Regions from separate parts of the Homo sapiens genome. Here all the other regions are linked to region 2. Evidence: chromatin contacts called from ENCODE Hi-C or POLR2A ChIA-PET data. All regions are on one chromosome and are shown on one strand. Each heading gives the region's core, a stretch centred on a gene start or an enhancer-like site at or near the end of the contact. The rest is flanking DNA. Distances are from core to core; before and after follow the strand shown. Region 1 overlaps MSI2 (musashi RNA binding protein 2). Region 2 overlaps MSI2 (musashi RNA binding protein 2). Region 3 overlaps MSI2 (musashi RNA binding protein 2). Region 4 overlaps MSI2 (musashi RNA binding protein 2). Region 5 overlaps MSI2 (musashi RNA binding protein 2).

Region 1 (2,724 bases), core at 122-2,621, 140 kb before region 2:
TTGGAGTATTAGAGAGACTGCATTTTTCTCATCCTGATTCATTTAGTCCTTCATTCTTTTGTTTGAAGAGCTTAACAGAAGACAGCTCCTACACAGGGCTCTCTCTTTCCAGGTAATAACAAGCTCTGAGAACATTCGGAGAGTTCAGGGTTCATGCTGCCCCAAAGGATCTCTGAGAAGAACCAGCCCTCCACACAACCAGCTGGAACATCACAGTGATTGCCCCTGCAGGAGATGTATATAATAAAAATTGAATGCTGCAGCATGAACTTCATACATACTTGTCCTCTTGGTTTATTCATCAGAAATAATTATCTGTGCTTGCTTTCACAAGAGCACATATTTTATAGGGTACATTAAAATTTAATGGATTTTTAATAATATTGTAACTACCGCAAGAGAAAAACTGGAAAAAGCTGCGCCACATGTCTTTGTGGCATTTTGGTGGTTTGGCTCCAGCTTCGCAAAGAAAGAACTCATTTGGTGAGGAGGGGCGGGCAGGAGAGAGTGAAGAACCCATGCAAAACGCTGGGTGGGTATGAAAAATTTTATATTTGACTACTGGCATGAGAGATCTGTGCTGAGGGAGGGAAGTCAAGAAGGAAAGATGACAAATCAACAGGCATACTTTAACAAATGGCAAATTATGCTGGACTTAACCTGACTTTGGGCAACTTGGGATGTAGCTCAGAACAGAAGGAGGATGGTGATGGTGATCCACGCAACAGACACTTCAATTGTGGAAAGGCATGAGCAGGCGCTGGCCAACAGAATAGAATGCAGCTACAGGGCTGGAAGAGATCTGAAATCTCATCCAATGTCTACAAAGCCGAAATTTGTAGAAAAGATAGCCAAGGCCCAGAGAAGTAAGACGAGGCCCAAGATCACAAAGGAAATTAGCAGGTCTTTACATTTCTGTCGGGCTTCTTCTATTACTGTGTGTGGCCCAGGTTAAAAGCATATACTTAAATCTAACTCGAATGGCGAAGATAATGTTCTCAAGTCTTTAATAAACTGCTGGGTTGCAAGCTGCACATTTTTAGCCATTTCTGGGAAATTTAATTCCATTAATTTTCATAAGCCATCCCATGGTTTTTATTTTGATATGCATCACAAAAGATCACTCTATTTTAACTTTTTGGGAAAAGTTTTTTCTCTCCCTATGGGACTCGAACCCACATATCTGAAGGACTCATTAAAGAATAGAGTCCTATCTAGAGGCCAAGATGAGGTGGCCCCTTTAGTTCCTCATAGAAGGCTGCTATACACGCACCCAGTACAGTCATCTGGAGCCTCCTGAAGTGTCACCAGTCCAGAGACCAGTGTCTATTTCTGGACAAAGAAAGAAACCCATGGTGCCCTGCCACCAATGATGCATCCACAGCCAGGCTGACTCACCCATTCGTAAGTGCACTGCCAAAAATAACACCTTGCCAAAATTACGTTGCCTAATCTTTGACAAAGTAATATCCAAATTAAAATGAAAAAAAGGCTTAAATGTCAAGTGATGATGGTGATTTACGCTGTACTGATTTATATAATGCGCCACATCTCAGATGGGCCAATTTTTCCATGACATCAAAGCAGACCACGAGCAGGGTTAGCGGTGACAATGATGGCTGGAGAATGAGCATGGGTCTGGAGTTTGCTAGCCCTGGACTGAGCGCTCTCTCTGTCCCTTGGCAGCTTTGTGCCATTGGGCATGTACTTTCCTGTCCCGGACCCTCATTTTCCTCACCTGTGACAAGACAAAAGAATACCTACCTCACAGGGAGACTGTAAGAATTACCCATTTATCTTTTTTTTTGAGGCTGAGTCTCACTCTGTCACCCAGGCTGGAGTGCAGTGGTGCGATCTCAGCTCACTGCAACCTCCGTCTCCTGGGTTCAAGTGATTCTTCTGCCTCAGCCTCCTGAGTAGCTGAGACTACGGGCACCTGCCATCATGCTCGGATAATTTTTGTATTTTTAGTAGAGATGGGGTTTCACCATATTGGCCAGGCTGGTCTCGAATTCGTGATCTCATGATCCGCCCTCCTCAGCCTCCCAAAGTGCTAGGATTACAGGCGTGAGCCACCGCACCTGGCCCCATTTATCTACTAATAAAAGCAGTTCGTGTAGTACCTAGTACACAGTGGAGATGCAATTAATGAGAGTTATTATTTAAAATACCTGGTATTTACTATCACTAAATACGATTTGAGTGGATTGATAGTTCCTTTCAATTTTCATATGTAGAACTATAATTGTAAAGCTGTGTAACATTTGATAGTATTAAATATTAAACCACTGTGTAATTAAAGCCCAAAATGTCAAACACTGCAGCATAAACTACCTGACAGGCCTCCAAATGCCCTTTCACCAAGGTGTGATTTCTATTTATTTTGCTTTGTTGTTATTTTTGTGGTTTTGAGATGAAGCCTCACTCTGTTGCCCAGGCTGGAGTGCAGTGGTACAATCATAGCTCACTGCAGCCTCGAACTCCTGGGCTCAAGCGACCCTCCTGCTTTAGCCTCCCATGTAGCTAGGAGTACAGGCACATTTTTTGTACAGATAGGGTCTCACTATGTGACCCACACTGGTCTCAAACTTCTGGCCTCAAGCGATCCTCCCCACCTCGGCCTTCCAAAGTCTTGGGATTATAGGCTTGAGCCACTGCACCAGGACTATTTATTTTGTCTCAGTAAAAGTATACTGTGCCTGAGGAGAAGGAGGAGGAGGAGGA
Region 2 (2,755 bases), core at 236-2,735:
CTCGGCATTTTAATGAGCCAGACTGCCATCTCCTCCCACACTGCCCGCTCTCTCCTGGAAGAACACACCTTTCCTAATTCTGTTTGTTCACCAGAAAAATAAATAAATAATAATAAGCGGGGGAGGGGGTGTGGGTTTACTGGAAGGTCATTTTGCCTTAGGAAAGGAACAAATTAAGTCGAGGCTCACAGTGAGCCGGGAAATACATTCTCCATCAGACAAGCGACCTTGGGGCCTTCGGTTTTAGGCGGGAAAGGTCACTGGTAAGGCAGCCCCTTGTTTATGGAGCCCGGATACCAATGACGTGGTCACCTCCGAGAAGCACAATTACCAACAGGGGCACGCCAAACTCTTTTATTGGTTACCTCTTAAACACTCCAGAAATCTGTCCAAGTCCTTGCAGAATAGCAGAAAACAAAAGTGCTCTCAGCAGGAGGGGGAAGCCAGGACTCGATGATGAGCAATTAGTGAATCAATGACTCTCAGAGACACTGATTTAGACCAGCAGTTCTTATTAGCGACCGTCGAGGAAAATGCAGGGACACACAAAGCTTCCAGGAGAGACTAAAGCTTTAAAAACATTTTTTTAAAAATCACCACAAACTGCCTTCAGAGCTTCCCCCTAAAACACTTAAAATGTGTGCTCAGTCTGAGGAAAAAAAAAAAAAGACTATTTGTTGTTTCCTTAATGTCAAAAAAACAAGTGAAACTACAACCACTAGTTCTGTCGCCCCACATGAAAATTATTCTCTCAAAATCCCAAAAATGAGATAAGGAATTAGGTATTAGACAAAAGAAAGAAAGAAAAAATAAAGAAGAAAGAAGGAAGGGAGGGAAAGACAGAAAGAGGCTGGCTAGCTAATATGAACAGCATGAACTTTTTCTTACCCTCATCAGATTGCAGGAATATAAAACAGATTGGTCTCCACTCCCACTCCATCCATGTTGAATAAAAAGATACTGATTCACGTGATAAGACGTATTCTTTAGTACTTTCTTAATATAACCCCTCATCATCTAAACACCTGTTCGGAAAATCAGAACTACACAACAGAAAGTGAGTGGTAGGAGGCTTGGCTAACTGACGGGCAAGGAGAAAAGAAAACATTTCTAAAAATATAATGATGCTTGCTAAGAAAATAGAGTTCCATGTACACAGAAATTCTCAGGAATACCTACTTGGGGAGACGTTCCTGTAACTGTTTTTAAACATTCAGTTCCATCCCACAGAATTCAAAACACCTACTAAGAACACAGAAGCTTCCCAGGCATGACTGTGGGGGCCGGAACCTTCCACAAACTTTATTTGAAGGCTGCTAATAACATGCAGCTGGGCATACTTTCCCCACACCCCAGCCTCTCCTGAAAAGTGCGCCCTCCCACCACCACCTTCCTTTCTTTCTGATTTTGTGAATACCAGCGAACGCTGAGACAATGCGGTTCACCGTGAAAATGGAAAACCGCAAGTTGGCCTCCTCAGCAGCAGCCAGCCCCCAGCCAAGGGCCCTCTGCAAACTTCCCCTTTATTTGTTCCTTGGTTTGGTTTCTGCTGGGTTGCTAATCTATTTGCTCTAAGCTATTGGAAGAAGTCGGCAAAAGAAAACAAAAAGGCTTTCTTCCTAGCAGGGGAAAAATGGGTAACCTTGAACCCAAAGAACCCTCCCTCCCCTGAAACTCCGGCTACTCTGAAAGTTTGTTGCTATCTAACCTTGAAAACAGTATGTGCCTCAGGGTCCCCTCCGCACTGGGCTCTAACAAGGATGTTGACGGTTCCTTATCTAAGGGGAAGGATGCAAACAATTTTTTTTAAGGTGAAAAGAAGAAACTTCTAAGAAACCGACGCCAATCTATGCACAGAAAAACCTCCCCTATCCTCCTACAAGTCTTCCAGAAAGGGGAGGGGTTGAAGAAAGAGAAAATCCAAAAACTGATCACTGCTAAGCTCCATAGTTTCAATAAATTGTTACCAATGTTGTCTTCGAAGGCAAAAAAAAAAAAAAGGTCATTTTAATTCTGGTTGAGGAGGGCATAGGGTAAACCCCTGGCCAACTTGAGCTTCTCCCATCCCCAGCAGATGAGGCTGAGGTTGATCCAGAGGTGACCTGTGCCAACAAGCCCTCCCCCAATGGGGGCAGATGACGCCATGAAGCCCCATGCTTCTCATCTCCATGGTGACCCCAAAAAACAAAATCAACTCTACACTAGGAGACACAAGAGTCCCATCAACTTAGAAACTTTCTTCTTCTCAGTAATAGTCTCCTACAACATTTTAATGAAATACTTTTTTAAAAATTGGGGTCAGAGTGTTTTACGTGGGATTACAGTCAAACCACATCTTCCCATCTCTTCGTACTTATTCACTTAAAAATATATATATGCTGCAGATTTCAAAGTGGGCTGTGACTGCACAGCTGTAGGGAATGAGCTTGTCAAGAGAAAAAACACACAGGCACACCTCTAAAACACATACATAAAGCACACAGATTTATTTTTTGTTTGGAGTGAGAGACACATCAGTTCGAGTTCTAGGCCAGCAGCTGTACTACAAACGTTTCGGGGTGGCGGGTGCGGGGTGGATGGCAGGGGCAGGGGGAACACAGGAGTGAGCCTCAAGGACAGCTGAAATGAGGGCCACCTTCGAAACCCTGCAGCCAGGCGTCACCAGGACTACCATGACCGGGTGGAGGGCCCAGCACAGCCAATCCAACTCTTTCATTAAAGAAGGGAAAAAATTCAACAGGGATGAAAAGAAACC
Region 3 (2,754 bases), core at 102-2,601, 160 kb before region 2:
CCAGGGTGAAGGGAAGAATGCCTCCCTGAGATCCCTTCACCCTTCTGTCCTCCCCATGAAGCTACAATTATGAAATAAATAGTGAAATAATAATGAAAGAAACCCCTGCAGGCATCATCTTTGCCTAAAACAATGACTACTATTGCTACACACCTACTGTGTGCCAGGCAACATGCTTTAAGTACTTCCCATATGGCAATTAATCTACATAATGTCCCTTATGAGGCTGAAATTACATGCATAAGTTTAAATAACAACGAAAAGGAAGAAAGAAAGCACAGAATCAGGCTGAGAGAAAAGGGAAAAGAAAGGGACCCTGGTGAGAGATGCCTTCTGTGCTGGACCTCACAGAGGGACTTTGTCTTATAGGGTCCTGTCTTCCTAAAACAAAGTCTCCAAGAAGTTCAGAGATTTACAACATTATTGAGTCCTGAAGCTGCGATTCAAAACCCAGTTCCAGCTGAGTGCAGAGGTCTGTCTATATGCCAATGATACTTTCATACTTCTTGAAAAAAAATCTACCTCCCAGCAGTGAAAACCAGCCAGCCCAGCTGGTTGCAGGGTGGTGAGGTGACAGAGCAGGCAGTGTGTAGGGCATGGGGACACCTCCCAAGGGATTTAGGAGAGGCAAGAGGGGTGGACCAGAGTTCATACAAGCTATTCAAGAGCCTCAGGGCAGCAATTTAGCACCAAATGCATGAAAAAGAGTCAGCCCTGGGCCTTGGAGGGAGTGGAACCTCTCCCTCTCCTTGGTCAGCCATCTTGTCCTCATGAGTCACCAGGCCCAGGCAAGGGTGTGGGTGGTTCTGCAAACCCGTCCCCGTCAATGGAAACAGAATACAAAGACTTCATCCTCACATTAGTGGGTTACCAGCGTCACTGCCTCCTACAAAGCGCTGCCTGAAAACATCCGTCTCCAGCACGACCAGGTCCCTGCAGCCCTGGGAGAGCGGCAGGGGGCAGTGTTGACAGGAGCAAGCTGGCCAGAGCTACAGCTCCCACCCGGGATGGCCCCTGACCCGAGGCCTCCTCTGAGCCCAAGGGAACCCCTCTGGCCTAGTTTCCTCAGGAGTAAAAAGAGATAGTCCAGGTCTACTCCCTCAAACGTTTCTGTGGCTTAAAATACCAGAAACACCAACATCCCAGGCATAAATAAGGGTACCTGTGGCCTCTTGGCGGACCAGAGGACCAGGGCAAAACCTGCTTCCCCACCTCCTCAGTCCTTACCCTGCACGCCAGGAAATCACATCCACACCCATGCACAGGGGCACATAAATGAACAAACCCACGCTCAGACTCAGTACACAGAGTATGTGAGCCTGCACAGACTGCCATTCATTCAAGTCCCATGGCAGCCTGCCAAATTATAAATAGCCCAGCTCGTTTTTAAGATGACCAGCGTTCAGCAAAGCCCTCTGGCCTTCAGCAGTATATGAGCCTCCTCTTAACCTCTTTTAGCTAGATGCTCAACAAGGAATCCAGTCTGACCCAGCCACGCTACACACACACACACACACACACACACACACACACACACACACACACACACACACGGATAACAAACCCCAGGTAAGACTGTCTGATAAACAGCATCTGACTGATGCTAAGCCCACAGATACGGGGTCCAAAAGGGTATCCAAGTCACAAGAATGACAAACACAAAGCTATTTCAAAGGGAATGAGGGGCACGGCTTCCTGTGCCCCAGCAAGCTCTCAGCAGGCAGACCCAGCTGGCCACCCAGTTCACTTCTCAGACCTCTATTAGAGCACAGGGCACCCATCGCTGCCTCCTCAGCTCACAGTTCAGAACAAGCCCTGCCTCCCCACCCTTTCAAGCACAGTTCAAACTGCCTTGCATGGCTTCTAGGTCAAAACACCACAAGTGACTGGTGGTTTGAAATAAACAGCTAACTCTGGGGAGACCAAACAGTGGAGATAGATCACTCAGCCTCACCCTAAGCTATAATCAAAGAGATAACCATTGGTATTGAATCTTAGCTAGAACAGACCCCCCCTCTTATCCCACCCCAAGCATCACAGACAGAAGTTTCCAATGAGGAATTTCTCAATTCTCTTCATTGTTTCAATTTTCCCCTCTGGCCCTCACACACTATCCCAAGACTTCGGGCCATCCGCTAAGAATCCTGGAAATGTATTCACTTATCAGATTCTTAGGAAATAGTCCAAAGTCTGAGCCTTCTACTATGCTGTGAGCTCCTTCTCTACTAAAAATACAAAAAATTAGTTGGGCAAGGTGGCGCACGCCTGTAATCCCAGCTACTCAGGAGGCTGAGGCAGGAGAATCACTTGAACCCGGGAGGCAGAGGTTGCAGTGAGCCAAGATCGTGCCACTGCACTCCAGCCTGAGCGACAGAGCGAGAGATGCCACCAAAAAAAAAAAAAAAAAGACAAAGCCTATCTCCCCAGTGCCTGGCACAGGACCTGCAATGCCATCCTCCATCTAATGAATGAAAGTCACCTCAAGGGAGGTCCCTGTGGGATGTTGATGAAGGCTTGGGTTGACCCAACTCTCTGCCCGCAAATATCTAATCTCTACCAACAGCCAAGGAAGTGCTTTCTGCAGAGTCCTCCTCGTCCTCTAAATCAGGTGAGGCCATAGTTTGACTACGACATGCCACAACCAGGTTGAGTGCAAATCCTCATCCAGACCTACAAATACCTCTCAGCCTCCAACCTGTAAAATCCCATGAATCACATAGGCTTGATCTGAGCAATCAAAAACTGCCAGAAGCC
Region 4 (2,811 bases), core at 140-2,639, 250 kb before region 2:
AGGAGCAAACACTTTTTTATGTATGTATGTTTTTAATGTATGTACATCTGCATATGATATGCACGTGTGCATAAAACATATTTGAGTGTTTAGTATGGGCAGAGACTGTTCCAAACCCTTTATACTCATTAAATGACGTAAGCTTCAGGCTAACCCAATGTCCTATTTTACAGATAAGGAATCTGAGTTGCAGAGAAGATAAGTAAGTTGCCCAAGGTCACACAGCTATTAAGTCCCAGAGCTTAGATTTGTCTCACTTCAGAGCATGTGATCTTAACCAATATGCAGTTCTAACTCCTTGTTACCGATTTTGCAGGCATCCTTTCAAAGATATTCCATGCACATGCAAGCATATGTGTGTGTGCAAAGCAGAGGAAAAAACAACCACGAAAGGGTTTTATTTTTCAAGACTAGGGTCCCCAAAACTCAAACACAGATTTTAGTTTGTTTGCCTAAAGAAGTTAAGCAGGTGGTTTCACTTAAGGAGGAAGGGGGAAGAAACCAGGCTGCCCCGCACTCTCCACTTGCGGGGAGTGGGGAGTGGGCACCTCGCAAGCGGAATCATTTAACTCTTACAGAGCGGGTGTGTTACCTTCACAAGGGAGTAAAACATCTTGTAACTTGCCTGAGATCACGCCCAAGGGAAAGCTGGGATCTGAAACCGAGTATGACCAACTCTAAAACTCAAGCTCTTTGCAGCATACCATGCTGATATACAGATACAGATGGGATAGCGTACACCCTCTGATCCACAAACTGAAAACAGAGGCTGAAGTCCAGAGGTGCATAATAACCGGGACCCCTCTAGGAACCTTAAGTCCCAACGGGGAGGCAGCCACCCAGGGCTTGCGGCGACCCCTGGCCCAGCCCTCTCCGGCCACTGGCAGTGCCGTGATGCTAAGAAAGGGGGTGCTTTTAATCAAGCTGCCATGCTAAAAGCTCCTTTCTCTTCAGATCTCCACACTCTGCCCTCACCGAGATCTTAAACCATGTTGTGAGAGTCAGAGCCTGGGCCTCTATGGGAACAGGACCAAACAAAAGATTCATTGTCCCTCTCTACAAAAAAACCACTTCTGGGTCAGTGAAGTTGCTGACCCTGAGCCCACTCCCTTTCTGCTTCCGTGGGCCACAGCAGGGGGAGGCAGGAAGACCTATTAGGTCACCACCCTTTTGGTGCCAGGGCTTTTATTCCAAAGGAAAGAAGTTTAAGATTTGTATTTTGGCTAAAAAAGTGCAGCTCATCCTGGGTACCAAACTCCCCCTGGCTTTGCAAGCTCCCTCTTGCCCCGGGCACCCTGTCCCCCAGCCCTGTTGCTAGGAAGTTGAGGGCTTTGTATTACTCCGTGTCTCCAAAGAAGAGCAGGTGAACAGAAACCAAGCTACTGTGTTGATTAATATCTCAAGAGACAGCGCCGGAATGGGCGCTTCCGGAATTGAGTTAACTCGGGGGAAAAAAATGAAAGCACACTCCTTGCTTTCCTGTCAGAAATAAAATTAAGGTCTTGGATCGATGTTGCCAGATTCTACAGGAATCCTTAATGGCCTCCTCTACATGTTTTCAAATTCACATTCCCCTTCAACCCTACCCTTTTAATTGGTTATTTGCGAGGTCATGTTTGCACCAATTTCTCAGGAAGGCTAATGGTGTTTATTTAACGAGAAAATAAAATGTGCAGACAGCTCCGGGGCTGGTCTCTGAAAGATGGCAAAGGGTGGGCTGACTCTTTATCCCACCCCCTCCTTTGCCCTCCATCGCTGCAAGGTTACAGGGCCTGGGGATACAGCCCTGCAAGGCAGTGAAGAGGCGGGTGTGCCCCTCACGGTGGGCACGCAGCATGCCCACCCCCTCACACAGTCCCAGCTTTAGAATGAGCCCACTGGAGGCACAGAACCTTGGGTTCTGAGAATCTGGCAGAGGGGCAATGGCTGTCCTCTTATTGCCACTGTTGGACTAGGCGATTCTTCCTTGTTCTAACTCAAGTGTGCCCAACATTGAGGCTACACAGAACTCTTTTCCAATGGAAACTCTTCAAGTACCCAAAGGCTGCAATGAATGACCACATCACAGCTCTCCACTCCCCTCAAGACCTCTTGGACTCAATCATATTGAGTTTCTACCCCATTCTCACCATTCTCTCCCAGATTCCTGTTGGTCAATGTCTTTCTTAAACAGTTGCCCACCGCCCCACCCTCTGCCACCCAACAATGGTCCACTCTGGAAAGAGAACTGGATTTTCACCTAACCCCATCTAGGACCCTGAACTTACCTAAGAGAACCCAGCTGGCATGTTACATCACACTACGGACTAAACTGAAAGCTCTGGGAGGCCAGGAACCCTGGCTGTTGGTGGTGGTCTATGACAGACTGTCCGCTTTCTTGTCAAGTGGTTTCTAATCCTGGTGCAGAATTAGGATCAATACCAATAGTGACCAACTGTTGGTTTACAGGCTTCCAATAAACCCCTTAACACATCTCAGACTTGGGAGAGGATTTGATGGATACTTAACACCATCAACAATTAGTGAAAAGATAAGAGCAGATTTGAGAGGTGGGGAAAATACTACCGGTAAAATGCCAGCAGGGAAGACAGGCAGCAAATCCTGCTCCAGACCCCAAACGAGGGCAGCGTGGGAGCCAATCTTTTGCAGGCTGCCCTCCTGTCACATCAGCAAAAGTGTCATCACCAGCTGTGATTCTACACATCCTTATCATACTTTCTACTCCCTCCAACAACCCTTCTTCTTGGACTGTGCCCTTTCTGGCCAGAGGGTCTGATCGTTTTTGTCAAATACACTTATTCCTCCATCCTA
Region 5 (2,761 bases), core at 64-2,563, 180 kb before region 2:
TGGTAAGGTCAGACGTCTTCTGGCCAAGCTGAAGCCAGAGGCTCTGCAGGCTGCCTACTGGACCAATCTCAGAGAAAAGAGGAAGGGACAGGAACAGAGTGGCCTACCAGGAACTCTCAGGCTTCCAAAGAGTGTCCCAAGGGGCAGCAGCGTGGGAGGATGCCCTGCCTCTCCCCATCTCCTCCTTCCAGCTGAAGAGGCTGGCCCACACCCACACCCCGTAACGAGGCAGCAGTCTTCTTGCTTGCAGCCATCCTCAGAGAAATGGATCTAACCATGTTCTCCCCAATCTGACCCCCTACTTGAGATCTGTCCAGACCCTTCCAGAAAGGTGGCCTATCCACTTCTGCTTCTAAGACACCTCTGCTTTTCCTTTTTGTTTTTTGAAATAGGGTCTTGCTCCGTTGCCCAGGCTGGAGTGCAGTGGCACAATCATGGCTCACTGCAGCCTTGACCTCCCAGGCTCAAGTGATCCTCCTGCCTCAGCCTCCTGAGTAGCTGGGACTATAGGCACGTGCCACCACGCCTGACTAATTTTTGTTTTTTTCTGTAGAGATAGGGTTTTGCCATGTTGCTCAGGCTGGCCCCAAACTCCTGGGCTCAAGTGATCCATCTGCCTCAGCCTCCCGAAGTGCCGGAATTACAAGCGTGAGCCACTGCCCTGGCCAACTCTTTTTCTACCTCCAGGTCACTTCTTTCCTTCCTTCCTTCCTCAACTCCCCACCTCATCTCCCAAAATATCAACCAAGGAGACAGAACCACTGTGAGTCCAGAAAATATTCTTGAAAACACACACACACACACACATACACACACACACACACACACACACACACACGTTCATTAAACTGAACCAAACTACATGTGAAAGTAGACAAGGTGGAGACACTTTAGGGGTGACAAAATTCAGGTAAACTCTTCAGTCTGAAGTGTTCCAGTCTAAGGATCCAGAAAGTGTCGAACAAATGACAAAGAAGAGGGCGATGCTGGTTGGATAATATAGAGAATGAATGCACAGAACTGGTGTTGGAGGGTAGGTCTCAACTATTTAGAGAGGGGGAGTGCTCTGGACTGGGCACAGCAGATGTGCTGTCCAGGGCCAGGGGCAGAGCAGGGGGCTGGAGCAGTGGGTTCACACTGCTGAATGGATGAAGCTGAGGTTGTGATTGGACTGGACAGGGAAGGGTCTGGAAGGCCAGGTATGAGAACACCCCGGAGATTCTGATGGAGGCACCCCCATGTGAAGGCAGTGCTCATGGGGAGGCAGAAGAAGCCCCGGGCTGTTGGGGAGGAGACCCAGCCAGCTGGGAGGGCGGGGCAAAGCCTTAGTGGGTGGGTGACTAGGGCCTGGACAGGAGGCAGTCTCAGTGGGGCCATGGGGAGGGAGGCTGTAGAGACAGAAGCGGTGACTGGCTTGACAGGGGGTGGCTTTCTCAAAACTCTGAGAAGTCTCTAGGTTTTACTCATGCTGGAAATTCCCCAAGATCAAATTTTTTTCAAGTCATTTCAAAACTATTGGTCCTAGTCAGACAAAGGTCCTACTCACCCTGCCCACCACCCCCACTCCTACATACACAATGCTGGAAGGTCCAGCCCCACGCCTTCCCTCTCAATGCAGGCTTGACACTCCAGACGGAAAACAAGCCACCCTTGGCAAACTGAGCAGGCCGGGGTCCTAGCAGAAGGGAGAGGGCAGAGGGACACAGGTATCTATCTATATCCCTCCCAGAGCCCAGGACTAGCGTCCTCCAAGCTATAAGCAGGGAAAGGGGCACTCGTTGCGATGAAAACTGCAGCTCCTTAATCCTGAGACCTGTGGTGGAAGGGGCCCCATGGCCTCCACTGACATCCAAGCGGGAGTCTCCCAGCTATCACCATCCTCCGTTATGGACACAGGTGCCCAAGGAAGAGGGAAACACCAGGAGAATGTCTGAGTGCTTGTGTGTATGACAGAGACTATAACAGGAAGGTGCCGGCACAGCAGCCCTTGCAATTCACCAGGAAGGAAGGAACTCTGGCTATCCAGAGGCCTCTGCCACATTACAGACTTAATGGCCCATAATGCTTTGGGGGCCAACATTCCCCTCTTGATGAATTTCAACTCAGTTGTCTCTGCACTTCACCTAAATGGATTGCCTTTGAGGAGGAAATGCTTTAAGTGATAAGGCTTATTCAGGAGAATGTCCTGCTCTGTGCTGGAATATTTTTTGATCGATAGAAGGAAATTCTCCAAGTATGCAGACTCACATAGATATACCCTTTTTCTTGTCCACACTCATAAACCCCTGCTGGGAACTGCAGCCTACACAGAGGAGTTAGTCAATGTTCCAGAAGAAAAGTTTTGTCAGAGAAGGGCAGGGGAATCTAGAAGCTGCAAGGTGAGATGTCTGGGGTCACGTGGGCACAACACCCACCTCTGGAAAGGCAAAGAAAGGAGTCCTGGCAGGGGCTGGCAGCCCAGGAGGCACCTGTCCATCTCTGGTGGATGGCTGGGACCCACACAGTAAGGTGAACCATGAAGGGCCAGGCAGGTGAGGTGGCACCAGAGAGACACAGAGCAAGAGAAAGTCGGAGAGAACCCTAATCCAATGTGACTGGTGTTCTTACAAACAGGGGACATTTAGGCCCAGGCATGAGCACAGGGAGAGGGTTACATAAAGATGAAGGCAGAGATTGGAGTGATGTGTCTACAAGCCAAGTAATGCCAAAGACTGCCCGCAAGCCACCAGAGGCAAGGGGAGAGGCCTGGGACAGACTGTCC

What was found. A loop is a pair of places that touch in the nucleus more often than their neighbours do. ChIA-PET counts read pairs that join two places held with the same protein, here RNA polymerase II (POLR2A). Pooled maps may share reads with other maps.
Region 1: a pooled map shows a loop between it and region 2 (2.4-fold over the local background). The contact joins two enhancer-like sites. A Hi-C loop is called at or near these places in 1 of 168 maps with a recorded cell type or tissue (uterus) and 3 of 50 pooled maps. POLR2A ChIA-PET finds 5 or more read pairs at or near these places in 4 of 52 experiments (A549, Caco-2, IMR-90 and 1 more).
Region 3: a map of CD4-positive, alpha-beta T cell shows a loop between it and region 2 (2.7-fold over the local background). The contact joins two enhancer-like sites. A Hi-C loop is called at or near these places in 5 of 168 maps with a recorded cell type or tissue (CD4-positive, alpha-beta T cell, CD8-positive, alpha-beta T cell, gastrocnemius medialis and 2 more), 1 of 37 single-sample maps with no recorded cell type and 12 of 50 pooled maps. POLR2A ChIA-PET finds 5 or more read pairs at or near these places in 6 of 52 experiments (A549, GM10248, IMR-90 and 2 more).
Region 4: a loop to region 2 is called in a pooled map, with 2.6 times the contacts of the local background. The contact joins two enhancer-like sites. A Hi-C loop is called at or near these places in 2 of 50 pooled maps. POLR2A ChIA-PET finds 5 or more read pairs at or near these places in 4 of 52 experiments (A673, AG04449, T-cell and 1 more).
Region 5: a loop to region 2 is called in a pooled map, with 8 times the contacts of the local background. The contact joins two enhancer-like sites. A Hi-C loop is called at or near these places in 1 of 37 single-sample maps with no recorded cell type and 8 of 50 pooled maps. POLR2A ChIA-PET finds 5 or more read pairs at or near these places in 4 of 52 experiments (CD8-positive, alpha-beta T cell, GM12878, activated T-cell and 1 more).

Annotation. Positions count from the first base shown.
Region 1 is chr17:57,421,543-57,424,266 of GRCh38, reverse strand. The region is part of intron 6 of MSI2 (musashi RNA binding protein 2); the gene reads right to left. Among named protein-coding and RNA genes, the nearest start is that of MSI2, 170 kb to the right of the region's middle. RefSeq lists a silencer at 1,273-1,473 and an enhancer at 1,323-1,502. Within about 2 kb of position 1,371, at least 10 of the 41 ENCODE cell types and tissues checked have a DNase peak (open chromatin) inside an H3K27ac peak, as active enhancers do.
Region 2 is chr17:57,284,146-57,286,900 of GRCh38, reverse strand. The region is part of intron 5 of MSI2 (musashi RNA binding protein 2); the gene reads right to left. Among named protein-coding and RNA genes, the nearest start is that of MSI2, 29 kb to the right of the region's middle. RefSeq lists an enhancer at 1,794-2,063. Within about 2 kb of position 1,485, at least 10 of the 41 ENCODE cell types and tissues checked have a DNase peak (open chromatin) inside an H3K27ac peak, as active enhancers do; they include GM12878, where a contact is called at or near this core.
Region 3 is chr17:57,439,213-57,441,966 of GRCh38, reverse strand. The region is part of intron 6 of MSI2 (musashi RNA binding protein 2); the gene reads right to left. Among named protein-coding and RNA genes, the nearest start is that of MSI2-AS1, 170 kb to the left of the region's middle. RefSeq lists an enhancer at 709-768 and a silencer at 1,179-1,238. Within about 2 kb of position 1,351, at least 24 of the 41 ENCODE cell types and tissues checked have a DNase peak (open chromatin) inside an H3K27ac peak, as active enhancers do.
Region 4 is chr17:57,536,292-57,539,102 of GRCh38, reverse strand. The region is part of intron 7 of MSI2 (musashi RNA binding protein 2); the gene reads right to left. Among named protein-coding and RNA genes, the nearest start is that of MSI2-AS1, 71 kb to the left of the region's middle. Within about 2 kb of position 1,389, at least 2 of the 41 ENCODE cell types and tissues checked have a DNase peak (open chromatin) inside an H3K27ac peak, as active enhancers do.
Region 5 is chr17:57,462,068-57,464,828 of GRCh38, reverse strand. All of the region lies in intron 6 of MSI2 (musashi RNA binding protein 2), which reads right to left. Among named protein-coding and RNA genes, the nearest start is that of MSI2-AS1, 140 kb to the left of the region's middle. RefSeq lists enhancers at 1,128-1,207, 1,308-1,627, 2,564-2,761 and a silencer at 1,507-1,801. Within about 2 kb of position 1,313, at least 2 of the 41 ENCODE cell types and tissues checked have a DNase peak (open chromatin) inside an H3K27ac peak, as active enhancers do; they include GM12878, where a contact is called at or near this core.